3 separate regions of the Mus musculus genome follow, and regions 1 and 3 are each linked to region 2. A link is a loop called in an ENCODE intact Hi-C map of the cell type or tissue named here. Cell type or tissue: gastrocnemius. All regions are shown on one strand.

Region 1 (5,000 bases), 88 kb before region 2:
ATCTGTTTAACAATTTATGGCAACTTTGTCCCTAAAATATCAATATATCTTTCTGACTGTAGACTTGTGTTTTCTCTGTATCCTGGTGATGACTGAACACTGTCCATCTTTAAAAGTTAGTCAGCTTTTGACAAGGGATTACACATTCTAATTGACATTTGTTCTGCGTCCTAATGAACCTGAGCTCAGGCCTTTGCTCACGTGTAAGCCTGCAGCTGTGCTGTCCTCTGGGAACTGCCTCTGCTCATCATCTGCTGTTGTAGGCGGAGGGCTGGCTTACCACAGTGTCTGAGGCTCTGGAAGTCCTTTAGTTCTTTACAATTCAGGGCATCTCTCCCAACCTTTTCTTTTTTTTTTTTTTTCTCTCTCTCTCTCTTTTTATTAGGTATTTCCCTCGTTTACACTTCCAATGCTATCCCAAAAGTCCCCCATACCCACCCCCCCACCCCCTATCCCAACCTTTTCTTAAGTAAATTTTGTTTAGTGATATCTTTTCTTCCCAAGGGTTTCACTTCTATAATATTCAATCATTTGAACTTTTTTGTCAGTTAGGATTTGGTTGCTCTTCCCCCATATCAACTCCCCAGATAAAACTAATACTTTCTAGTATTTTCTTCAAATGTCTAATATTTTCTTATGTCTTGTCCATTCATCATTTTTATACATTTATTTGATGATTCATTGTAAGCAATAGTTGATGGTCATTAGCTTAAAGATAAGTGGAAAATATGGAAATGTAAACTCTAAGGAATATGATCATTTCTATAACTAAGTAATATCATTTTAAATTATGATTTATCAGAACTAGTAAATCAGAAATGCTGCTGTCCTGAAATTGTACTACTTCTACAACACATTAGCTAGAGCCAGATTGTTAGGTAAAGTTAGTATCCTAGTTAAATCCACATTTGAGATAATCGGTCATTCTGTAGTGTAAGTGTGCATGTATGCTTAACTTGAACAGGATTGTATATTTCAAACAACATCCAGAATATAAATGTAAATGATATGCTGGTTAGTTTTTATTGTCAGCTTGACACAACCTAGCCTCACCTAGGAAGAGACAACTTTGGTTAACTAAGGAACAGTCCAAATCAGGTTGGCTTACATGATAGTTTAAGTGAGGATGACCCTCAGGCTCAGAGATTAGCTTGTTTAGCTACCAGCTGGTGAACGGTTTGAGAGGGAGTAGAAGGATTAGGAGCTGTGGCCTTGTTGGAGTTGGTGTGGCCTTGGAGGAAAATTTCAGTAAAAAGTAACAAGTTTAAGAAGTCTATTGTAAAACTGACTGTAGGTAATGACTAGTCTCTACTTGAAAACTACCGAGAATAGACTAAGTATTGTCGTCTCTCAAATATGTATATGAGGCAAAAAGTTTTCAAATATCTACAATGATCCATTTAAAATATGCTACTAAATTCAGGAAATGAGGCTCCATCTGTCTTGGTGATGAAGTGCACAGATCTGGTCAAGAACCACGCTCAAGTATCTGGCTTAGGTGATATTTCTTTCTCTCTCTTTCTCTTTTCTCCTGGTTTTTTGAAAAAGATGAATATTTCAGGTTATGTTGTATAGTATATATACAACGTTTATTTTGAATTATAGATAAAATTGTATATTACCTTTTGGTAAAAAAAAAAGTTTTATTTCTTTGCCATCAAACTAAATAGTAGCCGGGCGTGGTGGCGCACGCCTTTAATCCCAGCACTTGGGAGGCAAGGCAGAAGCAGGCAGATTTCTGAGTTCGAGGTCAGCCTGATCTACAAAGTGAGTTCCGGGACAGCCAGGACTACACAGAGCAACCCTGTCTCGAAAAACCAAAACCAAACCAAACCAAACAAACAAACAAAAAGACAAAAAAAAAACAAATAAACAACAAAAAAAATCAAACCAGTAGTTTGAAAATTCAATTGGAAATTTGGATACTCTTCATTTCTCTGTTATGAGATAATATAGGCAATGGCAAGATAGTCATAAAATTGCCAATTTCTTGTAAGCAAAAAGTAAAGACTGAGACTTTTAAAGAAAATCCAATGTAAGTAAGTTCTGTAAATGATATGAAAATATTGTTTCACAACTTGGTATAAAAATTATTAGATTTAGTTTTACTGTTGTGCTTAATCTAAGATGATAATAATATTAAGTTTATATTCTGCTTGAGGGTATGAGAATAATGCATTTTGAAATATTATCATCCAGTGCTAGTCATAGTAGTATTCTCCATGTGGAAGAAGTAGAAGATCAGGAGTTCAAGGGCCACCATCTTCAGCTACATAGTATTCTGAGGCAGCTCGTAGTAAAAGTAATATCTAAGCCAGATATGAGCATGTGATTCTCCACCAGATCTGAATACTTCATCACTAAGATAGATGGAGGTCTAATTTTCTGTATTTAGTAGCATGATATTTTAAACCAACCATTGTAGACACTTGACTAACCCCATGGAAATCCATGGTGTAATATCTGGCTGTAACACTAGGTGGTGGTAATGCATTTTAGACTGTGGACCCTGGTTCTCAACATAATGTGCTTTTCTTTAACAGGAAGATTTGCCTCTGCTCACAGTTTAGAGGAAAGGAAACAGGCTGTTTGCTAACCATAGAATATCATTTCTACCCTATCTGCTATTTGCTGTACTCCTAAACCCTGGTGGCTGCAACCCAAGGACTCAAATGTTTTTATTTTATACTATTAATCCTCCTAAAGTTTATGGACAATTCCAAAGAGGTTTTCCTTGTAGATAGTAGATATACTTGTGATAGTAATGTTTTTCATATTTGAAGTTGAATTGAGAAAAGCTTTTTAATCTATGTTTATGGTCCTACTTACTTACTTACTACTTACATTAGCTTTAAGTGTCAGTATACGGAAAGCCTTCCTGCCAGCCCAGGTGAGTGCCAGCCTGTGAGTGCGTAGTGTCTGTATCAGAACCTACTGTGCTGCGTCAGCTGCAGGGTTACTACTTGCTTGACCTTACGTCAGTGAGTCTAGCCTTCTGCTGGTGGCCCATTAGTGTTCACCAGGCTGGCCCAGCCTGTGCTTCTGAGCTCTACTGCCAGCTGCTTGTCTCCAGTTAGAAGTCCCCAAAGTAGCTCAGTCACAGTTTGCATAAAAGTGAAGTCATGCTCAGCCTTCACACAAATCCAGAATATCTTTCTTGAAGTCTTCCTTCCAGTTAATCACTGTTTATCGTGTTTGCCATGGTTATGGGTTTAAGGAACTGAATGTGGTGTCACACACCTGTGGTTCCAGGTACAGAGGAGCCTAAGGTGAAAGGACCCTTGAAGTCAAGGGTTTGGAGCTGTCCTGTGCAACACTGTAAAGCCCCATGTTGAAAAACCAGGAATCTCAGGCAGATTTTCATTCCTTACCTGAGTATGTTAATTTTCATTCTTTCTTATCTTTGGGTTTACATTTTTCTTCTTGTCTTCTCTGGTCTTAGAATTTTCTACATATACCATCAGATTAAATTCAGATGTTGCCATTCTTCCCTGACATGGAAACATGTTCTGCCACACTCTACTCTGTGTGAGTGTGTGTATGTACATATGTAGAGAGCTTGTATCATTTCTCTTTGCCCTTCGTCAGCTCTTTATAAGGCAGAGACTATGTCTTAGTCATCACTGTTTCACAGCCTTAAGCACACTGGCTGCTTTCACTTAGAATAGAAAGGAGTAGCTTGAAGTATCCATGTTTTGCCAGACAGTGGTGGTGTACACCTTTAGTCCCAGCACTTGGGAAGAAAGAGACAAATGGATCTCTGAGTTTGAGGCCAGACTGTTCTACAGAGCAAGTTTGAGAACAGCTGGGACTACACAGAAAAACCCTGTGTTTAAAAACAACAAACAAAAATACAAAGAAAAAAAAAACAAACAAAAAGGAAGGAAGAGAGCGAGAAAAAGGAAGGAAGAAGAAAGAAAGAAGCAAAAATTATGTTTTAAGTGCTATTTAGTTATGGTCACCATTATCCCATAATAAATACTAATACTTATGATTTAACAAGCAAGCTCTTTTTTTTTAGAAAATAAGGGTCAGTCAAGTTACCTCTTTTTATGGAGGTGTGTGTGTGTGTGTGTGTGTGTGTATACGTGGATATATATATTACGTGGATATATATATATATATATATATATATATATATCCATGTCCTATACATATATATATATATAGAGAGAGAGAGAGACACATGTGTGTGTGTGTGTGTGTGTGTATGTGGATATATATATATATCCTATACATATATATATAGACATATATAGATATCTATATATACTATACATATATATGTGTGTGTATATATATATATATATACACACATACATACATACATACATACACATATGTGTGTGTATGTATATATGTTTGTATATGTGTATGTATGTCCACACACATATACATATATATACACACACACATGTGAATATGAGTGTGTGTGTGTATTTGTGTGTGTGTGTGTGTGTGTGTGTGTGTGTGTGTGTGTGTATGTGTGTGTGTGTCTTTGGGTTACCAAGTGATTTTTTTCTTAACTAAAAAATTAACATTAAATACTTTTATAAATAGTTTTAATCTACATTTGAACCATTACATTTACCCAGTACAAAGCTACCTGGTATCATTTTATAATAAATAGTGATAACATGATTATTTGATTTAACTTTTTTATTGTTTTATTTACTACATCCCAACCACAGTTTCCTCTCCTTCCCTACCCCTTCAATCTCTCCCCTTCAACTCCCCTTTCCATCAGATCCACGTCCCCATCCACTTTCCCTCAGAAAAGAGCAGGACTCCCAGGGACATCAACCAAACACAGCATAACAAGGACCAGGAACATACTATCATTGATTTGACATCTTAGTAAATACGTGCAGAGGTTTAAAGATAGTTTTAGGTGAAAGAAACATTTTGCCATGGTTTGAATATAAATATATTTATGCACATATATATATGCACACACATGACTCAGACTTACATATACTAATGCAGTGTTGAATTTGGTT
Region 2 (5,000 bases):
TGAATTACTCATTCAAGCTCATGTGGGGAGTTTGACTTTTATTCTTAGCAATATCTTAATCAAAGTGGCAAACTCTGTGTCCAGCACAAATTGACTTTAGGATAGAGAAGGAAAACCAGTCAACTGGTCTACCACCTACTTGTAAGCTCTTATGCCTCGTATTGGGCAATGTAATTAGGAAATGATGATGTGATGGCTTGACAGGGAGCCTTGTGACAGACTGCTTGTTTTGATTTTTAAATAGGGACAAGTAGAAACACAAAATTGAAATTACTCTACAGAGTGGGTTATGAAGGAAAATGGATGAGAAACCATTTTTTTTTTCCTAGTAGGCTGAGATTTTTGTCTAGTCTACTCAAATTGTATCAACCTTCTGATGGGTCCCCCAGTTGTAGGAAGTGGTACTAATTATTCTTAGATGAGTAAGTTGGCATCTTATTCATCCACTCACTTCACTTATTTTCTCCTAAGTAGGTAACTTAAGACTCAGCTTAGATCCTTTCTGCTGTGCATCCTCCCCCAATCTCAGCCTTTTCCTTAACTTTCATGGCCCTTTTCTCCTTTTGTCTTGTCAACCAGGTTGGGATTCCCTTGTCCATCCCTGCTTTCTTTTTATTCAGATGACTTGCCACTGGACATTTGAATCTCTGGTGCCTATCATATTTCTGCTTTGGCTACTTTTGCCTGGATCCCTGGTCTCAGGATCCATCCAGCCCTATTTCAGACCACTCCTTGGATACTCCTTTTCACTACGATCTTGTACATGGTCATCTAATGCTAGGAGATTAGTGCCTTCAGTGTTTCCCTCATCTGCTTCCGGGAGGTCCAAATCTAAGTCTCCTATTCAAATTCTTGTCTACATCTAAATTTGTTTCCAACTTTCCTGAAATTACCCAGAAACAGCTTGCCCCTTCTCTGTCTCTCTCTCTGTCTCTCTGTCTCTGTCTCTGTCTCTGTCTCTCTCTCACACACACACACACGTGTGTGTGTGTATATATATATATATATATATATATATATATATATATATATATATTTAACACAGCCTTCTCAGGCTAGTCTTGAACTTGTTAGGTTAGCCCAGGCTGTCCAACAAAAGATCCTCTTATTACAGCCCCTGCCCCCAAACAAAACAGTGTTGGGATTTCAGGTATGTGTCACCATGTCCCACACTTCTTTGCCTACACTTAAATTCTGTGTGACCTCAGAGTCATGTTGTTTTTTTTATCACCAATCTATGTCCTGAAAAGTTTGTATTTATAAAAAACCATTTATACACACAGTTCTAGTCTGCTCCCTTCACCTTCGGGCTCCTCGAAAGATCAACAACTAGTACTGGTGAGGAAGAGATCCTGTTGTCTCAAACTTTCACTCCCAAGCCCTGCTTTTGAAAACTGTTAACTGCAGCATTTCTGACTTTGCAGTCCTTCATCACAACCTCATAGGATAGAGGTTTATACCAAATCATACAATGTGCCAGAGATGCCCTTGAGAAAGACTGAGAAAACCTACAGGATTTTTGTATTAGTATGTCAGCGGAATAGGAGAGGAAGAGGGTTCTTACATTCCATTATCAAATCCCATTTACTGAGGAAGAAACTGATTTACCCTCAAAGGTAGAGGTGACAGCCATATAACCACTCTTTTCTGGAGTTGGTATACTCTTTTGTATGCTTGTATCCGAGCTGCGCAATATTGGGAAATCATTAAATTCTCGCCGCATATGGAACACCGCTTCTCCAAAACAATGACTTGAGGTGACATCCATAAAATTTAGATGGTCCTTAAACTAGAGACTCGAAATCTAGCGGGCTCAACAGGCACTTGCCCGGTCCTAGACCGCAAGCTCCGTCCTGCAGCCTGAGAACTAGCCGCTAGAGGGCGCGAAGAGCGCGCCGGCCCCAGCCAGGGGCTGGAGAGGGTCGAGCGCGGGATCCGCTGCTGCAAGCCCAGAGCAGCGGGGTCGGCGGGCCGCACAGGGCGAGAGGACTGTCACTGTGGACGCTCCTAGCTCACCGACCCGGGACACCGGCCTCTGGGGAGCGTCAGGCCTTCTCCTCTGGGCTCCACGGCTCCCGATCCCGGGTGAACAGCGTTCGGGAAGGAGGGCGATGTCTGCGGGAACCCACTGTGGTCCCCCGGGGAACCGGGCACCTCCGTTCGCGCGTCTCTGTTGCGTCTCGGCCGCGCTGGGGATGCTGTGGTCCCCTGCGTGTCTGGCGTTCAACTTGGATGTGGACAAGCTCACTGTGTACAGTGGCCCCGAGGGCAGCTACTTCGGCTACTCACTGGACTTCTACATACCTGATGCGCGCACGTAAGTTGCTGGGTTGGGTTGGTGGCTTGGTGGCGCGCGATTCCAGGTCCTGTCTCTGTCTCTCAGAGGTCTCCGCAGCCAGGAGGAAAGGATGTCTGATATTTCAGGCAACTGCCCACTCCGGGTCGGATTCTGCTCTTTGCCTGCTACCAACATCTTTCCTCCTGACTTATGCTAAATAGATGTGCCCATGAATCTGGGATTGGAGATGCTCCACTGGTATATAAGTTCGGATTCAAAGACAAGAGCATTATACAAAGGAGAGAGTGGGGCGGGACAGACTCAGGTCAGTTTTAAAATAAGGACCGCGCAGTCTGTTCCTACGGAATCTCATAGCGCCTTAGGTTGCAGACAGTTGGGATCTGCCTTCCCCATCACAGTCTCCACCTACCTCCACCTAGACAGGCAGAACCATTAGCAGCCTCTTCCAAAACCAGGTTTCTGGTGCTCATAGGCTTCCAAAGAGGAAATCAAGTTTGGCAGTCTTTCCACAATAAACCTGTTTGTGCCTGCCGCTGCTGCCGCAGTCCGGTGGGCATGCTTCTACAGACTGGGCACACGGGTAAATGTTCCCAGAGGAGTGACTTTCTCCAATCTCTTTGCAGAGCCAGTGTCTTAGTGGGGGCACCCAAAGCCAACACTAGCCAGCCGGATATCGTAGAAGGGGGAGCTGTCTACTACTGTCCCTGGCCCTCAGAGAGGTCTGCACAGTGCAAGCAGATACCGTTTGACACCACCAGTAAGTGATGCTAACCTGTAGTGTGGCCCCTGGTTGAAAAGAACCAGAGCCATTCCTCGCGGCAATTTAGTGTTCTTTCCCCCCCTCCTAATGTAAATCTGAGTGTTTGGATGCATCTGGTAACATCCGTTTCCCTACTGTTCAGAGGTGAACACTAGGGGAGGAGGTGCTTGGGACCAGTAGAAACCCACAGCTGTGAGGGGAGGGGAGCACAGGCTTAATACTTGGTTGGCAGAGGCAGGCTGGTGTCTGTGAGTTCGAGGCCGGCCAGAGTTACAAAATAACCTACACTATAGAGAATCGGGTTGGTCCTCAAATATAGAGGTGGAGACTGATAAAGGACTCGCTTGGAGTATTTGTAATTCTCTAGTTCCCAAGTCCGGAGGTGAGACTTGCCCTGTAGTAGATCCAGACTGCAACCTGGGGTGCTTGACATTCTAATTCTTTACAGAAAGAATTTTCTTTCAAAATACTGGACATTAGATGCAAAATACTACAGGCAGAGTGTGGATGGATTATATTCATTTCCAAAAATCCCCCAGACAGATGTTTCTTATTTAATTAAAGGGAAAATACCATTTCATCTGCTGTTTTTAACTTGGATCCTAAGAAAATAATTTAAAAGGGGTGTTTTGAAAACACCATCACTCGGTGTTTTAGCTTGTAGCACCCAAATGTTAGCATTCAAATAACATATATTATTAGAGAATACCCTCTTTTTTTTCAAAGATGCAAATATGTCAGGTCAAATGACGGCGTGATGGGCAATAAATTAAGATTCCTTGTACACGTCATACTTTAGGACATTGTTCTTACTTTCCCTGTGGTCCTGTGGTTATCTAACTTATGCATCTAGGATTTATGTAAATGTGCATTTTCACAGAATTTTGAAAAAATTGATTGGGTGGTATGTACCCATGACGTTAATCTGTGTCATTTCTGTTGAGAGGGACTATCAATATGGAAATCATTTTGAAGAAAAATTATGCAATCTTTACCTTGAATTATGACCCAATTAGAAAAACATTTCATAAAAAACATTTTGAATTTATATTTCCATGCCCATCCATTGTCATACTATCTTGTTTGTTATTTTATTAATGGTTCAGTTATTTGAAAACAGATTTATAAGGCTTTACTTTATTTACATTCACATTTAGCAACTGGAACTTTTAAATCGTTTGTGAATAAAACAGTGGCGTTTTGATCCTTACTGATCTCTACATCAGAATAAGTTCCTGGGACGGGGGTGGTGGTGGTGGTGGTGGTGGTGCAGGGGGGTGCTCAGTGGGGAAAGAGCTGGCTACAATCCACAGTTCCATGTCAAAGCTAGGCCACGGCGTGTGCTTGTGACCTCAGCACAGGGGGACTGGTAGACAAGAGCCTTTAAGGCACTTTCTAGTCACCTGATCTTAGCTAAAACAACAGTGATCTTTAGGTTCGATGAGTGGCCCCGCTTCAAACAATAAGGCAATAGTGATCAGGAAGAATATAGCCTCAAACTCTGGCTTCCACAGATGCTACTTGGGCAAGCACATCTGCACACATGTGTGCACACATCCATATACCACGCACACAAGCACACACCAAGACTGCATCTAAGGTTTGATCATATAAGCATGAAATCAATACCACTTTAATTATCCGAGCAAATAAGTCTTGTAAGCTTTATTTGTATTTATCTCTGTGTGCATCCGCTTATGTTTGGTACATATGTATGGTGTCCATGGAAGCAAGAAGCATGTGTTGGATCACATGATGTAGGGGCTGGGAACTGAACTCCCATCCTTTGGAAGAATAGCAAGGTATCGCAAGTACGTAGCCCTCCCTCCAGCCACTAATCTATCTTTTTCAAAGGTAATTTAAATCCAAACCTTGAAACAGAAAGATACAAGGTATTGTACTATTTTAATTTACATTCAAGAAAGGAAGCATTTAAATGAT
Region 3 (5,000 bases), 140 kb after region 2:
GGGCGTTGTTCCCGTTCTTGTATTGGTTTTTTTCTGTTATTATCCTTTGAAGGGCTGGATTCGTGGAGAGATAATGTGTGAATTTGGTTTTGTCGTGGAATACTTTGGTTTCCCCATCTATGGTAATTGAGAGTTTGGCTGGGTATAGTAGCCTGGGCTGGCCTTTGTGTTCTCTTAGTGTCTGTATAACATCTGTCCAGGCTCTTCTGGCTTTCATAGTCTCTGGTGAAAAATCTGGTGTAATTCTGATAGGCTTGCCTTTATATGTTACTTGACCTTTTTCCCTTACTGCTTTTAGTATTCTATCTTTATTTAGTGCATTTGTTGTTCTGATTATTATGTGTCGGGAGGAATTTCTTTTCTGGTCCAGTCTATTTGGAGTTCTGTAGGCTTCTTGTATGTTCATGGGCATCTCTTTCTTTAGATTTGGAAAGTTTTCTTCAATAATTTTTTTGACGATGTTTGCTGGTTCTTTGAGTTGAAAATCTTCATTCTCATCCACTCCTATTATCTGTAGGTTTGGTCTTCTCATTGTGTCCTGGATTTCCTGAATATTTTGAGTTAGGATCTTTTTGCATTTTCCATTTTCTTTGATTGTTGTGCCAATGTTCTCTATGGAATCCTCTGCACTTGAGATTCTCTCTTCCATCTCTTGTATTCTGTTGCTGATGCTCGAATCTATGGTTCCAGATTTCTTTCCTAGGGTTTCTATCTCCAGTGTTGCCTCACTTTGAGTTTTCTTTATTGTGTCTACTTCCCTTTTTAGGTCTAGTATGGTTTTGTTCATTTCCATCACCTGTTTGTATGTTTTTTCCTCTTTTTCTGTAAGGACTTCTACCTGTTTGATTGTGTTTTCCTGTTTTTCTTTAAGGACTTGTAACTCTTTAGCAGTGTTCTCCTGTATTTCTTTAAGTGAGTAATTAAAGTCCTTCTTGATGTCCTCTACCATCATCATGAGATATGCTTTTAAATCTGGGTCTAGGTTTTTGGGTGTGTTGGGGTGCCCTGGACTGGGCGAAGTGGGAGTGCTGGGTTCTGATGATGGTGAGTGGTCTTGGTTCCTGCTAGTAAGATTCCTACGTTTACCTTTCGCCATCTGGTAATCTCTGGAGTTAGTTGTTATAGTTGACTCTGTTTAGAGATTGTTCTTCTGGTGATTCTGTTACCGTCTATCAGCAGACCTGGGAGACAGATTCTCTCCTCTGAGTTTCAGTGCTCAGAGCACTCTCTGCTGGCAAGCTCTCTTACAGGGAAGGTGCGCAGATATCTTGTGTTTGGACCTCCTCCTGGCCGAAGAAGAAGGCCCAAAACAGGACCTTTCTCAGAAGCTGTGTTGCTTTGGCAGGTCCCAGAAGCTGTCAGCTTCTGTGGTGCAGACTCTCACCTGTGCAGACTAAATTCCTAAGTTCGGTGGAGTCCCGGAACCAAGATGGTGCTCTCTGCTCCTGAGGCTGAGGCCTTCGGAGCCAGGCGGACATCTGTCCTCTGGTCCGGATGGTGGCTGTCTGTCTGCGGCCCGCAAAGGGTGCTACCTCAGCAGCTCTGTGCCTCCGCTTGTCCCAGAAGCTGTCCCCAGTTGTCTAAAGTAGCATTTTAAACCCACATAAGGATACATTCTGTGGAAATTAATTCTAACAAAATATTGAGGGATTCTTTTACAATAATAAATTTCTAGAATGCCGTAAAGAAAACTTTCACATTCTAGTATGGGGGCTGGGGAATGGCTTGGAGTAAGTGCTGTGCAAGAATGAGGACCTGCACTGGGGTCCTCACAGTGCATGGAAAAAGCTTTTTGTGTAAGCCACTGTAGCCCCAGCACAGAATGCCAGAGACTGGGGTTCCTGAGGCTCCCTGCATGTCCAGCCCAGCATAACCAAAGCAGGGAATGCAAAGGTCAGCAAGCTGTCCTGCAAGGAATACAAGGTGCCGAAGTGACTGAAGAACACATCTCAGCATCAAGCTCAGGCCTCCACTTCCTCCACGAGAGAGGAGTACATATGAAAACACGTGTGCACATGCATGTGCCACACATACATGCACACATGAGGCCACAAATTAATGTATGTCTATGTGTTCACTGCAAAATGTATGTCTATGTGTTTACTGCAAATGTCAAGTTAATTTCATACTTAGATGATGGCAACACTTTAGCTCCACCTCTCTTGCCCCTTGAACTTTCTATAAAACAATTCTATGCCTCCGTCATACTTGACCCTTTCCGGGTTTGATTCTGGCTCTGCTCCCTGCAGTGAATCTAGAAAGAAGGAACATACACAGAGTAGCTGCTGTTCTTTGCAGGCAGCTTTAACCAGAAACTACTTTTTCCAAACTGGAGATTGAATAGAACTCACGGGATCCTAGATGTATTTATACACCAACACACAACACAGAGGTACATACACATATTTACAAAAAGAATAAGTAGCAGGCTTTATGAATGCACATAGGTGTATGTGCATTCAACTGTTTATGCCCATTCAAGAATGCTCTCTACTCTGCCCCCTAGTGTCCAAGATGTGCAAGACTGTAAAACAGTGGCTGTAGAATAGACCAGTAACTAAAACTGCAGAGCTTCTGCGTCTCCACTCTTCACTCCATCATTTCACCCAGCCTTACTGACAGTGTCGTACCATGTGTTATATATATCTTTAGATAACTTCAACTTGCTTCCTTTGAAATCAGTGTAATATATGAAACCAGTTGCATATATTAATAGCAACAGACATCCTTAGTGGGCCCTCATCAGTAATTAACCTAATATTTCATATTACAGAGTGTCCCACCCTCCGCAGATTGTTCTGCCCATCCACAACTGGGAACCAGAAAAGAAGCCACACAAAGAGGAGGAAGTCGGTCCTTTGGTTGAGCATATTTATGAGGTATCCACTTCTTTTTAAATTGTTATATGATTAATTTATGTGTTTGAGAGTTTTTCCTGAACATAGTTCTGTGCACCTTATGTGTACCTAGTGCCTGTCAAAGCTAGAGAGGGAAATCTGATTCTCTGGAACTGGAGTTACAGATGGTTGTAAACTGCCTCATGGGCTCTGGGAACTGAACTCAGAGCCTCTGGAAGAGTGACCAATGCTCTTAACTGATGATCCATCTTTTCAGCTCAAGGTACTATACCTTATATTAATTTTTGAGGTTTTATTCATATACCTTTTACTAATAAGAAATTCATAGAACCTTAGGTCCAACCTTTGTAATTTGTGCTATTATGGTACCATTTTTCAATGGCTGCCAATGGTTATTTATAACCATAATCATGGACACTCAGTCCTCAGGGGTAAGAGTGACAGTCTTCTCTTATTAAGTGATATTTTAAAAATAGTTTGTCTGTTTTCCACATAATATTTGGGCAACCTATACATTAAAATAAAAACTAGCTCCTTTGGTTGTATTTCTTTTCTTTTCGGCTCACATTTTTAGATACTTATGTATTTATAAACTAAAATAGTATATATAAGGTACTATTCGAATACTTTATGAATGAATTATTTATTACTGTACCAAAATATAGAAATAATTTATGAGGAAGAACATGACAGCATAATTATACTTTTTACTTGTGTAAGTGAAATAGGAAATGAATAATTTATCCCAAGATCTGAAATGCTCTGTGGATTGGTAAACTCTCTTCAGAGGCAAACAGCAAACCACAGAAAGAGCTGGAGGTTCTCTTCCCACACAAAGTGTTAAACTGGAAATAGTGGAATGATTTATTGACATTACCTAAAATACTTAAGCTTTTAATGAAAAAAATGAACAAATAGTCAAGGCTCAATTTAGTGTTTATTTAGGTTTTTCTTTAAAGTCAATGCCACCAGCCCTGTAGCAATTCATTTTCAGAAAACCCAGCATAAAATAAAATATATAGTATAGATAGATATAGATTTATAGATAGATAGGTAGATAGATAGATAGATAGATAGATAGATAGATAGATAGATATAAAGTTCTAAGAGACTGTTTGATTGAGATCCTTTTCCATTCATTGTCTATTACCTCATGGTATGGACCTCATGGTATTACTCTTTCTCTTTCTTTCTCTCTCTCTCTCTCTCTCTCTCTCTCTCTCTCTCTCTCTCTCTCTCTCTCTCTCTTTCTTTCTCTTCTTACTGAAAATAGATTTTATATATATGTATATATATGTATATATATATATATATAATTTTGATTATGATTCCCCCAACTCCTCCCAGTTCCTCTCCACTTCCCCACTCACCAGTATCCACACCCTTTATTTCTCTCTCTCATTAAGATACCAGCAGGCATTTAAAAATATTAAATTAGGTTAAGAAACCAAACAAGTAAACAGAAGCAAAAGAGCCAAGGACAAAGCTCAAGAAAACACAGATAGCCTCAGAGACATGGATACATTTGCACATGCAGAAAACCCATAAAAACACAAACCCAGAAACCATAGTATATACACAAAGGGCCTTTAAGGGAAACAAACAGAAGCCCTGACAAAGTATTGTAAGACAAACCTTAAAGTTCCACTGTGTTACCCACCTACTGCTGGGCATGGGATCTGACCTTAAGAGTGGTTGCTATACCCAATGAGACTCTGTTGGAGAAAACTGTGCTTTTATTTGCAAGTGGTTCTCTATTGGAGATAGCTTCTGGGTTAGAGGTGGGGGCTTGTGTCCGCTTCCTCTCTCAGCACTGGGATCCCACCTGGCAAGGCTGAATGCTGCCACAGTCTCTGTGAGCCCATGTGTGTGCCGACCCTGCTGTGTCTGGAAGCTCTTGTTTCCTTGGTGCCCTCCATTCCCCTGGCTCTTTTAACTCTGCCTCCTCCTTTTTAGAGTTCCCTGAGCGTTGGGGGAGAGGGAATTGATGGAGAGAAACATTTCGTTTAGGACTGAGTGTTCCAAGGTGTCTCACTCTGCATATTATCTGCCTGTGGTCTCTGTATTTGTTCCCATTTAGTGCAGGAAAAGTTTCTCTGAACATGTCTGAGCAAGGCACTGAGCTATGGAAATAGCAGAATG

Evidence for each region. Peaks named below come from ENCODE experiments on the same cell type or tissue, not always from the same donor. Only the 100,000 strongest peaks of a DNase experiment are listed, where the experiment ranks them.
Region 1: a loop joins it to region 2, with 2.6 times the contacts of the local background. A loop is called at or near these places in 12 of 42 quality-filtered maps.
Region 3: it touches region 2 in a loop (3-fold over the local background); 17 of 42 quality-filtered maps call a loop at or near these places.

What each region holds. Positions count from the first base shown.
Region 1 is chr2:12,386,715-12,391,714 of GRCm38, reverse strand. The region is part of intron 8 of Mindy3 (MINDY lysine 48 deubiquitinase 3); the gene reads left to right. Among named protein-coding and RNA genes, the nearest start is that of Mindy3, 30 kb to the left of the region's middle. In gastrocnemius, a CTCF peak has its summit at 2,474; a DNase peak (open chromatin) is centred at 2,488.
Region 2 is chr2:12,298,894-12,303,893 of GRCm38, reverse strand. Itga8 (integrin alpha 8) reads left to right here and starts at 1,950. Exons shown (of 30, transcript NM_001001309.3): 1 at 1,950-2,317; 2 at 2,923-3,056. The coding sequence starts at 2,112. E030013I19Rik (RIKEN cDNA E030013I19 gene) reads right to left here and starts at 2,648. Exons shown (of 2, transcript NR_040353.1): 1 at 2,305-2,648. In gastrocnemius, a CTCF peak has its summit at 1,879 (motif pointing right); a DNase peak (open chromatin) is centred at 1,896; H3K4me3 peaks cover 1,932 bases; H3K27ac peaks cover 607 bases.
Region 3 is chr2:12,158,201-12,163,200 of GRCm38, reverse strand. Itga8 (integrin alpha 8) reads left to right here. Exons shown (of 30, transcript NM_001001309.3): 24 at 2,774-2,879. Among named protein-coding and RNA genes, the nearest start is that of E030013I19Rik, 140 kb to the left of the region's middle. In gastrocnemius, a CTCF peak has its summit at 2,511 (motif pointing left); a DNase peak (open chromatin) is centred at 2,519.